Regions from separate parts of the Mus musculus genome. Here all the other regions are linked to region 3. Evidence: chromatin contacts called from ENCODE Hi-C or POLR2A ChIA-PET data. All regions are on one chromosome and are shown on one strand. The core of a region is the stretch at or near the end of the contact, and the rest is flanking DNA. Distances in the headings are between cores, read along the strand shown. Region 1 overlaps Ncor2 (nuclear receptor co-repressor 2). Region 2 holds the start of Ubc (ubiquitin C). Region 3 overlaps Gm32585 (a long non-coding RNA gene).

Region 1 (3,613 bases), core at 249-2,748, 170 kb after region 3:
TAGATCAGTAGCACTGGGAGCCACCCGTCAGCAAAGGCTCATCAAAGGTCAGCATGGCTTCACTGTAATGAGACAACTGAGGTCCCTGGACAGCCACTTGTGGAGGACTGCTGAAGTCCTGGGGGCCATGTGATCAAGAGTAGCTTTCAGGGCTCTGATCCCTTGAAGGAACAGATGAGCAATAAGAAGGAACTGACCAGGCAAAAGACACAGCGGGTGCAAAGGTCAGAGGAAGGGACTCTTCTTCGGTCGCCTCTATCTGAGAGCAGGAGGGAGGCAGGAGCAAGCTAACATGTGGAGGTAGGTCCAGCCTGGATGTCCCGTGTGCTTATTCTGGAGGCAGGGCAAGGTGTGTGTGTGTGTGTGTGTGTGTGTGTGTGTGTGTGTGTGTGTGTATGAGGGAGAGGGAGAGGGAGAGGGAGAGGGAGAGGGAGAGAGCATGCACACGAGCAACCTTCCATATCACTGTCAACTAAGAAAATGGACCACAGGCTTGCCCACAAACTGATGAGGGTATTTTCTCAGCGGAGATTCCCTCTACATAAATGACTCTAACTTATGTCAGTTTGACATTAAACTAGCCAGCACACCTGCTGAGCTCCCCCAGCCCCCAGTTGAGGATTTAAAATGGGGCCTTGGGATTAGTGGTGCAGCTCAGGGGTACGACCCTTGGCTAGCGTGTGCCAAAGCCAAGGGCTCAGTCCTAAGTTCTGTGAATTAATAAGTAGACAAGCCATTGGCCACCATGAACGGACTCCTGGGCGTGTGTCTCACGGTACTCAGTAGAAGTGTCTCCACACCAGAGCAGCTCGGGAAAGCGCTATCAGTTAATGCTGGGAGCCACCATGGTGTGTATGAAGTGCTACTGCTGTCATGTAAATTCTTACTCCTGCCAACTCTGACTCAAGCCTCAGGGTTGCAGAAGCACACACTATATCCTGTTCCTGCTCCACCATCAAGCAGTGGGAATGACTTCACAGTCTAGGCTGCCTGGACCACAGCGGCCATGCAGCTGCCCCTTGGAGAGGCACCACATGACTCAGCCCCTGATGTCTGTTTAAAAGCTGATCTCTGGCCTGGCATGGTGGCACACACCTTTAGTCCCAGCACCCGGGCAGCAAAGGCAGGAAGTTCTCTTTGGGTTTGATAAAGGCAGGAAGTTCTCTTTGGGTTTGAGGCCGGTCTGGATTATATATTGAGCTCCAGGCTAACCAGGGTGGCATAGTGAGACCCTCCTTACCTCATAACAACAGAAAGCCCTGCTCTCTGTTAATGACAGTGTGCCCAGGCTTTATGGGCTCTTGTTGTTCCACACTCTCAGGGAACTCCAACACACCTCTGCTGAGGGCTGAGCCTGCATTCCTTGCTATGTGTCCCTGGGAGAGACACAGAGCAGGCATGAAGCCGTACCACCAGCTGCAGGCTGTGTTGCTCCACTCTGACCCCCAGCCCTGTTGGCCTCCACCCAGCCAACCTCTCCCCTTCTCCACACAGGAAGCTCTTGCAACTCACTTGTGGGGTGTTTGTCGGTCCTTGGTAGTACAGTGTTTATTGAATGAGCGAGTGTCTGAGTGTATTAGTCAGGGTGGCTGTGCACTCGCAGGTTCTCCTTTGTTTATTTAAGTTTGGGATGGAATCCAGGGGCTCCCCAATCCCTTCCCTTGATCTTGTCCTCCATAGAGCCCTGAAGACCCAGTGCAGGGGCTGGGTCCTACTGGGCCTGCTTCCTCATCCGGAGGGTCTCAGTGACTCAAGGCCACACAGGGCCATTTGTGCCTTTTGAAGGTTCTCTTAGGGTTTTATTGCTGTGAAGAGACTCATGACCAAAGCAACTTTTATAAGGGTCAACATTTAATTAGAGGTGGCTTACCATTTCAAAGGCTCAGTACATTATCATCATGGCAGGAGCATGGGAGCGTTGAGGCAGGCTGGTGCTCTAGAAGGATCTGAGTGTTTAACGTCTTGATCTGAAGGCAGCCAAGAGGAGGGTCTGGATCACCCTGGCCAAACTTGAGCACATATATGAGACCTCAAAGCCCCGCCTTCGCAGTGACACACTTCCTTTAATGAGGCCACACCTCCTAATAGTGCCACTTCCCATGGGCCACGCACATTCAGACCACCACAAAGGTTTTACCTTTGCCCTCCCTCTGCACCTCAGTCCTGACAACGTCAGCTTCAGAACATGTTCTGTCAGGTTGTTCTCTATACTTGTGGGGGTCTCGGCGCCCCTGTAAATAAGAGTTTGTTTAGGGTAGGAATGGCAGTTCTCCGAACTCGGAGGAACCCAGAGTCCCTGAGCAGGCTATCTTTGGGGATATCTGGCTGTAGGCTCTGCTGGGAAATGCTGTGTGGCCCTAGATGGATCGCTTTACCTCTCTGTGTCTTGTTCTCATCTATGGAACAATGTAATGTCAGGGTTGTTGGGAGGAGCAAGAAGCTGGACCTGTGATGTGAGAGCAGTCTCATCCCATACATGTCGTCAGCTGACACCTGGCCTTACTACCGTGGGCTTCTGAAAGAAAAAATGGGTCCTAGCAGAAAGAACAGATACCTGAAGCTCCCTGTGGATCCTTTCAGGGTGTTCCTAGTGCTGTGACCTGGGGGTGGGGGACGTACATGGTCACCTTGCCCGTAACTGATGAGTTGTCACTGGATACTGCACGTGTGGGAGTCATGGGGAGGGTGGCATTCTGCCTCTCGTGGCTCTCCAGGCTGGGGCGTGCGTGCGTGCGTGCGTGCGTGCGTGCGTGCGTGCGTTTCCCCGTATCCTTCCTGCCATGGAATACAGAAACCATGCTGGTTTCTCACTGTGGTCTGAGGATCTTAGCAGCAGACTTGCAAGGGGCTAGGTAAACATGTGGAGCCTCGGGTTAGCCTAGAGTCAGCCTATGGCCAAACTCCACCTCCCACTTGCCTTTGTAAATCAAGCTTTATTGGCATGTGGCCATTCCCATTTGCTCACACAGTGGCAGAGCCAAGCCAGGTGCCTTGGAACCTACAGGCTGTCCAGCCTGAAGTCCTTTAGATAAGAACTTGCCAGCCAGACTGCAATGTGCTGGAACAACCTGGGAATTTATTTTATTTTTATTCAGATGGTTTTGAGACAGGATCTTACCATGTAGCCCTGGCCAGCCTTTTTAAAATTTGCTGCAGTCTTCCTGCCTCTCCGTTCCAGGTGTTGGGGTGTTGGGGTCACATGTGTGCACCACTACTTGTGACTAAGCTGGGACATTAAAAATATTGATGCTGCCCCCAGCCTGGGATCACAGTGGCCTTGGCACAGTTGGGGTCTGGCAGCCTTTGGCCATCAGGAAGCACAACTGCCCAGGAGGCTACAACAAGCTTGTAATCCCCAGGTATGGCTGGCCAGTGCTACCAGCCAGACGTGCAGACGGGGATTTGCCAGCCTGAAGTGGTTGGTCACAGGGACCCAGTACCTGCTTCAAGTCTCCCGGGAGCCAGGAGTGGCCAAACATATGGGGTCATTCAGGCCAAGGCACTGTTAGGCAGAAAAGTGACTCGCTGGCCAGGGCAGCCTACCGGGCAACCTGCTGTCACCCCTGTCCACAGAGGCTCAGCCTGGGGTGCAGAGACACCATGTGGCTCATGC
Region 2 (4,112 bases), core at 318-2,817, 140 kb before region 3:
ATGGAAAAAAATCACAGAAAATTAAGTCTATTCTGAACAACACCTGCAGTTAAAGTATATTTTGAACAATACCTCTGATCTTGAATGTTTATGAATTCCTAAACCAGGGAGCCAGACAGGCCTGAATTCTCAGCGTCTGGGTGGTAGAGGCAGGAGTATCAACTGCAAGTTAGAACCCAGCCTGATCTATGTCATGAGTCCCAGGGCAGCCAGGGCTACATATAGGAACCCTGTCTCAAAAAAACTCAAAAAATGCTGAGATTAAAGGCATTTAATAGTGTGTGTCCATCTAAGTGTGTGCCACATGTATGTGAAAGTGTCCCTAGGGACATTGGACCCTCCTGAAGCTGGAGTCACAAGCTAGCTGCCTGACAGGGTTGCTGGGTATTGAATTCATGTACTCTGGAAAAAGACCTGTTCCTACTGGGGAGCCATCTCTCCCCATCAGGGATTCAATTCTTACCTTCTAAGGTCTTAGGCCTTACATTTCAAAAACCTGAGCTGGGCAGTGGTGGCGCAGGCCTTTAATCCCAGCACTTTGGAGGCAGAGGCAGGTGGATTTCTGAGTTCGGGGCCAGCCTGGTCTACAAAGTGAGTTCCAGGACAGTCAGGGCTACACAGAGAAACCCTGTCTCAAAAAACCAAAAAAAAAAAAACAAAACAAAACAAAACAAAAAAAACCCTGAATAATTTGATTCGTATAAGTGGGATATATGCTTGCTGTAATCTGAACATTGTACTACACGTGCACATTTGTGCTTTTTTGTTTTTGTGGGGGTTTTTTGTTTGGTTTTTGGTTTTTCAAGTCAAGTGTAGCCCTGGCCATTCTGGAACTTGATCTGTAGACCATACTTGGGAGGCAGAGGCAGGAGGACCTATATAAACTTGAGACCAGCCTGGTCTACATAGCATATTCCAGGACAGGCAGGGCTACACAGAGAAACCCCCATCTGAACAACAAAAATTTAAAAATCAGGGCTTCAGTGGGTTCAGTCTCAGAATATGAACAACAAATATGAACAACATTTGGAAATTTTGACCTTTACTTAGTGACAAGCACATAGAAAACATAGAACCTTCTCGAATCCAAGGACACAAGGTTTAGGAAAAATCTGGAAAGATCAGGTTCTGCTGGGCTTCAGATCTAATGCCAACAGTTTTCAAGAACTGTGTAGACTGTCTGCTTTCCTTGACAAACTCAGATTCGTTTTTCCAAATCGGGGAGAGATTCCCTCCTTCGTATTTTTTTTTTTTAAATTTATTAAAAACCCTTTGTCATTTTCCTTGTTAGGAGATTTGCACAGTCATCCACCCTGTCACTGTGCCAAAACAGTGAGGGCTGGGCATAGTGACCCGCCGGGGATGAGGGGATTGAGGAGGCGAGGTCACCAATGGGATCCCAGTGTGACAGGAGCCAAAGCCCTGGGTCCCCCTAGCGCGGAAAGAAAACAGGGGGGGTGGGGGGTGGTGGCCTGACTAGGGGCGCCAGGCCGCGAAGCCGCAGGGCGCCTGCGCCAAGGCCCGCTCCGGCCTCAGTGATCCCAGCCGTGTTTTCGTGCCGATCGTCTCACGCGCGCTGATCCCTCCGCGGAGTCGCCCGAGGTCACAGCCCTGCCCTCCCACACAAAGCCCCTCAATCTCTGGACGCCACCGTGAAACAACTCCGTGAGAGAGGTACCTTGATAGTTTTAGCCTGTCGCTTTCGCTGCCGAGACTGGACCCGGCGTTACAAAGTAGTCCCTGACCGCATTGCCCGCGGAGGGACCGCGCGGAAGGGGGGGGGCGGGGCTTCGGTGACTATATAAAGAGACGCCGGGCGTGCCGCAGCTAGTTCCGTGGAGACTGCGAGTTCCGTCTGCTGTGTGAGGACTGCCGCCACCACCGCTGGTGAGGAGAAAGCCGCCGCACCCGGTCGGGGACGGGAGGCTGGAGGCGAGACGGGGCGAGAGGCAGCCCCGCGGCCCAGACGTTTGGTTTCCGTGGCCCGCGCGGACCGCGGCTGCCCCGAGGCAGAGGACTGGGCGGCAAGATGGCGGCCAGATGGAAGCCTGAGGGGGAAGACGCGGGGCTCTGACGCGCAGGACGAGGTTGGGGGAGGAAAAAGGCCCGCGAGGCCGCTGCCCTCCGGTTAAGCCGGGGACGTCGGAGACTGTGGGGTGGGGACTGAATTAGGGTTGCGCGCCGTAGGAGCCTCTGCTGTGAGAGCCGTGGATATTGGGCTGGCCCGAGAGGTCGATTGGCCCGGCGTTCGTCCGTTCGTTTGCTGAAAGACGGAAGTGCGATCGAGACCGGAAGGGGGTTGGGCGGCGGTTCAGCCTGCCTGGCCTGCCGCCCCCTGTGACGTCGCGGGTTGCGTGGCCTCCTAATGGATAGTGACGTCACTATCTTGACTTTAGCTTTCCCTCGGTTGTAGGACAGGGTTTGGGTCTCGGCCTCCGGTAGCCTCTCCAGAGTAAACAGGAACCGGAAATTCAGAGGGGAAATGTGAGCCATTCTTGTCCTGTTTCGTTTTAAGAATGTCGCTGTACAACTATGACTACTGAAACTTTTGGGGGGGGGGTTCGAGACGGTTTCTCTATGTAGTCCTGGCTGTCCCGCATCTCACTCTGTAGATCAGGCTGGCCTCGAACCCAGAAATCCTCCTGCCTCTGCCTCCCAAGTGTTGGGACGAAAGGCACCACCATTGTCCTGCGACAAGGGTGTTTTTTTTTAAACTGTCAAAATCTCTGCCTCTACCACCCCATGTGATGAGGTCCAAGGCCAGTACCACCACTCCAGACTAATTTTAATCGTTCAGACAAAAGTTTGGTGTTCTTTTGGGGGAAGGAGAGTTGAGGCAGGATTACACTGTCTCTGGCTGACCTTCCAGTTAGAGATCTGCCCACCTCAGTGTCCCCAGTGCTGAGGTCAGCGATAGGCATGGGCTCAGACTTAGTTTTGCAGTAGTAACTTGCTATATTACCATTCTGAAACTGAATCCGGGACTGCTGTGGTTTCATAACCTCCCAGAGGTCAGGCTTTTCTGCAAACTGTTCAAATAGACAGAAATTGACTTTCAGCTGTTGGTATACTGAAGTCTCCATCCTGTAAATTTGGTAATACAAAAAGACTCACCATGCCGAGGTTTCTTAACTTTGTTAGTCAACAATCTTATTTTCTTGATGGTTTTTCGGGGTGGGGGGATTGGATTCAAGACAGAATCTGTGTAGATAGACCTTGCTATTTAGACTTATAGCATCCAGTTGACAAATGTTGATGCCATCCCACAAATATTTGTGTCATTCCTGACCTGTGAATTGTTTTGTATATTTTGTGACAGACGATGCAGATCTTTGTGAAAACCTTAACTGGTAAGACCATCACCCTGGAGGTCGAGCCCAGTGACACCATTGAGAATGTCAAGGCAAAGATCCAGGACAAGGAGGGCATCCCCCCTGACCAGCAGAGGCTGATCTTTGCAGGCAAGCAGCTGGAAGATGGCCGCACCCTGTCAGACTACAACATCCAGAAAGAGTCCACCCTGCACCTGGTCCTTCGCCTCAGAGGTGGCATGCAGATCTTTGTGAAGACCCTGACAGGCAAGACCATCACCCTGGAGGTCGAGCCCAGTGACACCATAGAGAATGTCAAGGCAAAGATCCAGGACAAGGAGGGCATCCCCCCTGACCAGCAGAGGCTGATCTTTGCAGGCAAGCAGCTGGAAGATGGCCGCACCCTGTCAGACTACAACATCCAGAAAGAGTCCACCCTGCACCTGGTCCTTCGCCTCAGAGGTGGGATGCAGATCTTTGTGAAGACCCTGACAGGCAAGACCATCACCCTGGAGGTCGAGCCCAGTGACACCATAGAGAATGTCAAGGCAAAGATCCAGGACAAGGAGGGCATCCCCCCTGACCAGCAGAGGCTGATCTTTGCAGGCAAGCAGCTGGAAGATGGCCGCACCCTGTCAGACTACAACATCCAGAAAGAGTCCACCCTGCACCTGGTCCTTCGCCTCAGAGGTGGCATGCAGATCTTTGTGAAGACCCTGACAGGCAAGACCATCACCCTGGAGGTCGAGCCCAGTGACACCATTGAGAATGTCAAGGCAAAGATCCAGGACAAGGAGGGCA
Region 3 (3,689 bases), core at 716-3,215:
GGTGCTACTGTGAGAGGCTGTGGAACCTTGGGGACCTATGGTCTAGCTGAGTCAGTGGTTCTCTGTGGGCAGGTCTTGGTTGTCTTCCCTTCTGGTTACGGCCAGAGCTCTTTGTGTCATGATTCCCTAAGGTGAGAGAAGCCGTATACACTCCTGCCACCCCAGACAAAGCCACTCGCTGTAGCAGTCCCTTCCGTGATGGGCATGGGCCAAAAACAAAACTCCCCCTCCCGCTATGCCGTGCACCCGGCTGCAGACCACATAGCTCCTCCCTCATCTTGAGCTCAGTCAGGAGAAGGTGTGTTTTGCTTCCGTAACAAATGGAAATCCGTAAATCTCAGCCCTTGATAGACTGAGCAGTGACTATTGTTAAGGGACACATGGAGCGAGAAGACAGCTCCTCAGGCAGCATGTCATTATGAGGCAGGTAGTTCAGATCCCCGGGACCCAGGTAAAAGCCTGACATGTGTGCTGGCAGCTCCCCTGTATAATCCCAGCAGTCAGAGGTGGAGCTGCGTGGTTTTCAGAGCAAGCTCTGGGATCCGTGAGCTCTGGGTTCAAATTGGAGATCCTATCTCAACATATTCAATACAGAGCAATGGAAGAAGGTACCCGTGTCACATCTGTATATCAAATGCTTATACACATGCACACTATACACCCAACCACTCATACACACACACACACACACACACACACACACACACACACACACACACGGCATGTGAACCTGACTAAATCTTATGTCTCTCCCCCACCCCCACCCCTAACTCCAGTCTTGCGTCATAGCTCAGACTAGCCTCAAACCTACAACCTTCCTGCCTTCGCCTCCCAAGTGCTGGGATTATAGGCATGACTCACCACACCCAACCATACCCATTCTTTTCTTTTCTTTTCTTTTCTTTTCTTTTCTTTTCTTTTCTTTTCTTTTCTTTTCTTTTCTCTTCTCTTCTCTTTTCTCTCTCTCTTTCTTTCTTTCTTTCTTTCTTTCTTTCTTTCTTTCTTTCTTTCTTTCTTTCTTTCTTTTTTTTTGAGACAGGGTTTCTCTGTATAGCCCTGACTGTCCTGGAACTCACTCTGTAGATCAGGCTGGCCTTGAACTCAGAAATTCGCCTGCCTCTGCCTCCCGAGTGCTGGGATTAAAGGCGTGTGCCACCACACCCGGCCACCATACCCATTCTTAAAATGGTACACCACCCTGTTCTGAGCATCAGAAGGGAGTGGTTCATCTCAGCATCTTTAGTAATTGTTATCCTTACCTACTGTGGGATAAAGAAAGAAACCCAGAGAGGCCAGGTACTTTGCTCAGGGACCTGCAACAATGACATCTTCCTCATGTCCTCAAGAAAACCTTCACTTGCTGACCGTGGTGGCACACACCTTTAAGCCCAGGATTCAGGAAGCAGAGATAGGAGATAGAACTCAGAGTTCCAAGCCTGGTGTGCAGAGCAAGTTCCAAGTCAGCCAGGGCTACATGTTTCAAAATAAAACAGAAACAACCTTCATCTCTCCTTTTACTCTAAATCTGGGACACACACACACACACACACACACACACACACACACACCACATGAACACAAGCCAGTATGCGCGCGCCCTGAGTGCACCACCCTGCTTGCACACAGAATGGTAATTTGGGGCAGGAGGGGCCTAGGGGCCTCTCTTATTCCCTCTTAGGGACTGAGATCACTGTGGCTTCCTGTCCCGTGTCGTGATTCATGGCGCGTCTAAGGTGCCCGCCACAGCGTGAGCTCATCCAAATCCCGTCTATTGTCTGAGCCGCTCCAGGAGACACATCTGAGGCTGGGGATCACAGTGGCTCATTTATGACGCCAGCCTCCCCACGGCGTAAGGCAGAGGCAGAGCTGCTGAGCTCAGAGAAAGATCGGGTTGGCTCGCCTAATCCCCAGAGGAGCCAGAGCGCCCGAGGCGAGCCGAGATGAGCAAAGGTTCTGGATTCTCCAGGCAGACAGCGCATCCTGTTTCCTGCAGCGGGGGTCCCAGGAGGGAACTCAACGCTGCCGCCATGGAGTGGCAGATGGCTCACGGCATCTTGAACTTACCGCTGCTGGAGATGGGCCTCAGGCCCCCTTCTTGGCATTTCACATCTCTGCCAAGCTGAACCATCTGTCTATGCCGGACTAAGGACTCAGGGTCACCCCTGGCTGCTTCTCCCTCCACCCCCCCCCCACCCCCGCCCCCAGCCTGTTCTGCAACCATTTCATTAGCGAGGATCACAGTTCCTGGTTCCAGCCACCTTTGTTGCCTGGACCCTGTGCACTAATCCAGTCCTCTGGGTTTCCAGTGGCCACGCCTTCCCCTACCAGCTTCATCTCTTAAGCAGCAGCAGTCTGTTAAATCTGTTACAGCCCAAAGCATCTACTCTCCTCCTGTGACTCCCACCTTCCTTAGAGCGAAGATCCCGGTTGCCCTCCCCTCATGCCAGTGGCGCCCTTCCTCTCACGCCAGTGATACACTCCCCCCCCCCCCACACACACACACGGGTGACCCCTTTTGCCCTTCACATCTGCCTTCCTGATGGCTTCCACTGGTTTTTGGAGGCAGCCCTGCCTCGGGACCTCTGCCTAGGCTGCTCCACACCCTGAGCTGCTCCTGGCTGGTGCTCACTTCTTTGCAAGTGCAGGCAAAATCAGATCTGCTGCTGCTGGCAGCTGGAGGTCCCTCGGCGCCCCCCCCCCCCCCAGCCTCCCACTCTGCATTTTTCCAGGCTGGCTCAGGATTGTGGCCTGTCACCAGCTCAGAACTAACACACAGCAGGGTCTCTCTGACTGTCTACCAAATGTGGGCACTTACATCCACAGTGGGCCAGGCACCGGGAGAGACTCAGATCCGAGCAGACAGCAGATACAAAGTACAATTGAGCAGTGGGGTCAGGAAGGCGGCTGGCCCCCTGGTGTGACCTTCTATGTGGCCAAGAAGGATCCAGGAAGTGGAACCTGAATGCAGTGTGCCTCCTAGCTGGCTCCAAATCGGCTCCCCAGCCAGGGCTAGGCGCTTCGAGATGCTCAGTCCGTTTCAGAACTTACCTGAGCCTCAGATCACACAGGACTGTCATATTTTGCTCTGAGGATAGTGATGAGGCCAGGCTGGGAGTAGAGCCTGTTCTCATGTCTTTCCCTGGGAGGAAGAGAAGACCCACTTGTCTTCTATTCCCCTGTGAGGCCTCTGTGCCCAGGGCCGGTAGCTGATATGACTGAGTTGAGGCTCATCCTGAGACCCCTGGCCTTCCTGCTTCCTAGCCTTCTGTCTCTATGAGCAAGTCTCTGACCACAGGACCTTTGCACCTGATGGACTTAATCTGTAGTCTTCTTCCTTTCTCCTCTCCCCCCACCACCCGCACACATACCCCCCCCACCCCTGCTGCCACACATATTGGGTCCCTTAGGAGCCTCCCTCTCCCTCGGCTTGGCTGGCTCCCTGCTGCAGGTCCCCAATGCTCTGAAAAAAGAAAATCTATTTAAGACACGAAGAAACGGGGGAGAGAAGGGAGTTGTGCCACAAGCTGTGACACACAGAGACTCAGCTAAGAAGCAGCCAGCCCCCCAGATGGCAAGAGGCCCCGTGGGAGGCAGCTGCAGCTGTCACATGCAGATGGGAGGCGGGACACTGGGTGCCAGGGCTGAGGGAGGGGTGGATCAGGGACTCAGCAGTAGAGCTGCTGATGAGG

What was found. Hi-C counts contacts between places; a loop is a spot of excess contacts on that map. ChIA-PET counts read pairs that join two places held with the same protein, here RNA polymerase II (POLR2A).
Region 1: a loop to region 3 is called in a map of Patski, with 2.4 times the contacts of the local background. The contact joins two enhancer-like sites. A Hi-C loop is called at or near these places in 1 of 37 maps with a recorded cell type or tissue (Patski). POLR2A ChIA-PET finds 5 or more read pairs at or near these places in 1 of 5 experiments (Patski).
Region 2: POLR2A ChIA-PET joins it to region 3 with 10 read pairs in Patski. The contact joins the promoter of Ubc here to the enhancer-like site in region 3. POLR2A ChIA-PET finds 5 or more read pairs at or near these places in 2 of 5 experiments (Patski and embryonic stem cell).

Annotation. Positions count from the first base shown.
Region 1 is chr5:125,069,961-125,073,573 of GRCm38, reverse strand. The region is part of intron 14 of Ncor2 (nuclear receptor co-repressor 2); the gene reads left to right. Among named protein-coding and RNA genes, the nearest start is that of Rflna, 68 kb to the right of the region's middle. Within about 2 kb of position 1,498, at least 1 of the 3 ENCODE cell types and tissues checked has a DNase peak (open chromatin) inside an H3K27ac peak, as active enhancers do.
Region 2 is chr5:125,387,472-125,391,583 of GRCm38, reverse strand. It overlaps Ubc (ubiquitin C), which reads left to right and starts at 1,567. Exons shown (of 2, transcript NM_019639.4): 1 at 1,567-1,674; 2 at 3,320-4,112. The coding sequence starts at 3,323.
Region 3 is chr5:125,244,012-125,247,700 of GRCm38, reverse strand. All of the region lies in intron 2 of Gm32585 (a long non-coding RNA gene), which reads left to right. Among named protein-coding and RNA genes, the nearest start is that of Gm32585, 6.6 kb to the left of the region's middle. Within about 2 kb of position 1,965, at least 1 of the 3 ENCODE cell types and tissues checked has a DNase peak (open chromatin) inside an H3K27ac peak, as active enhancers do.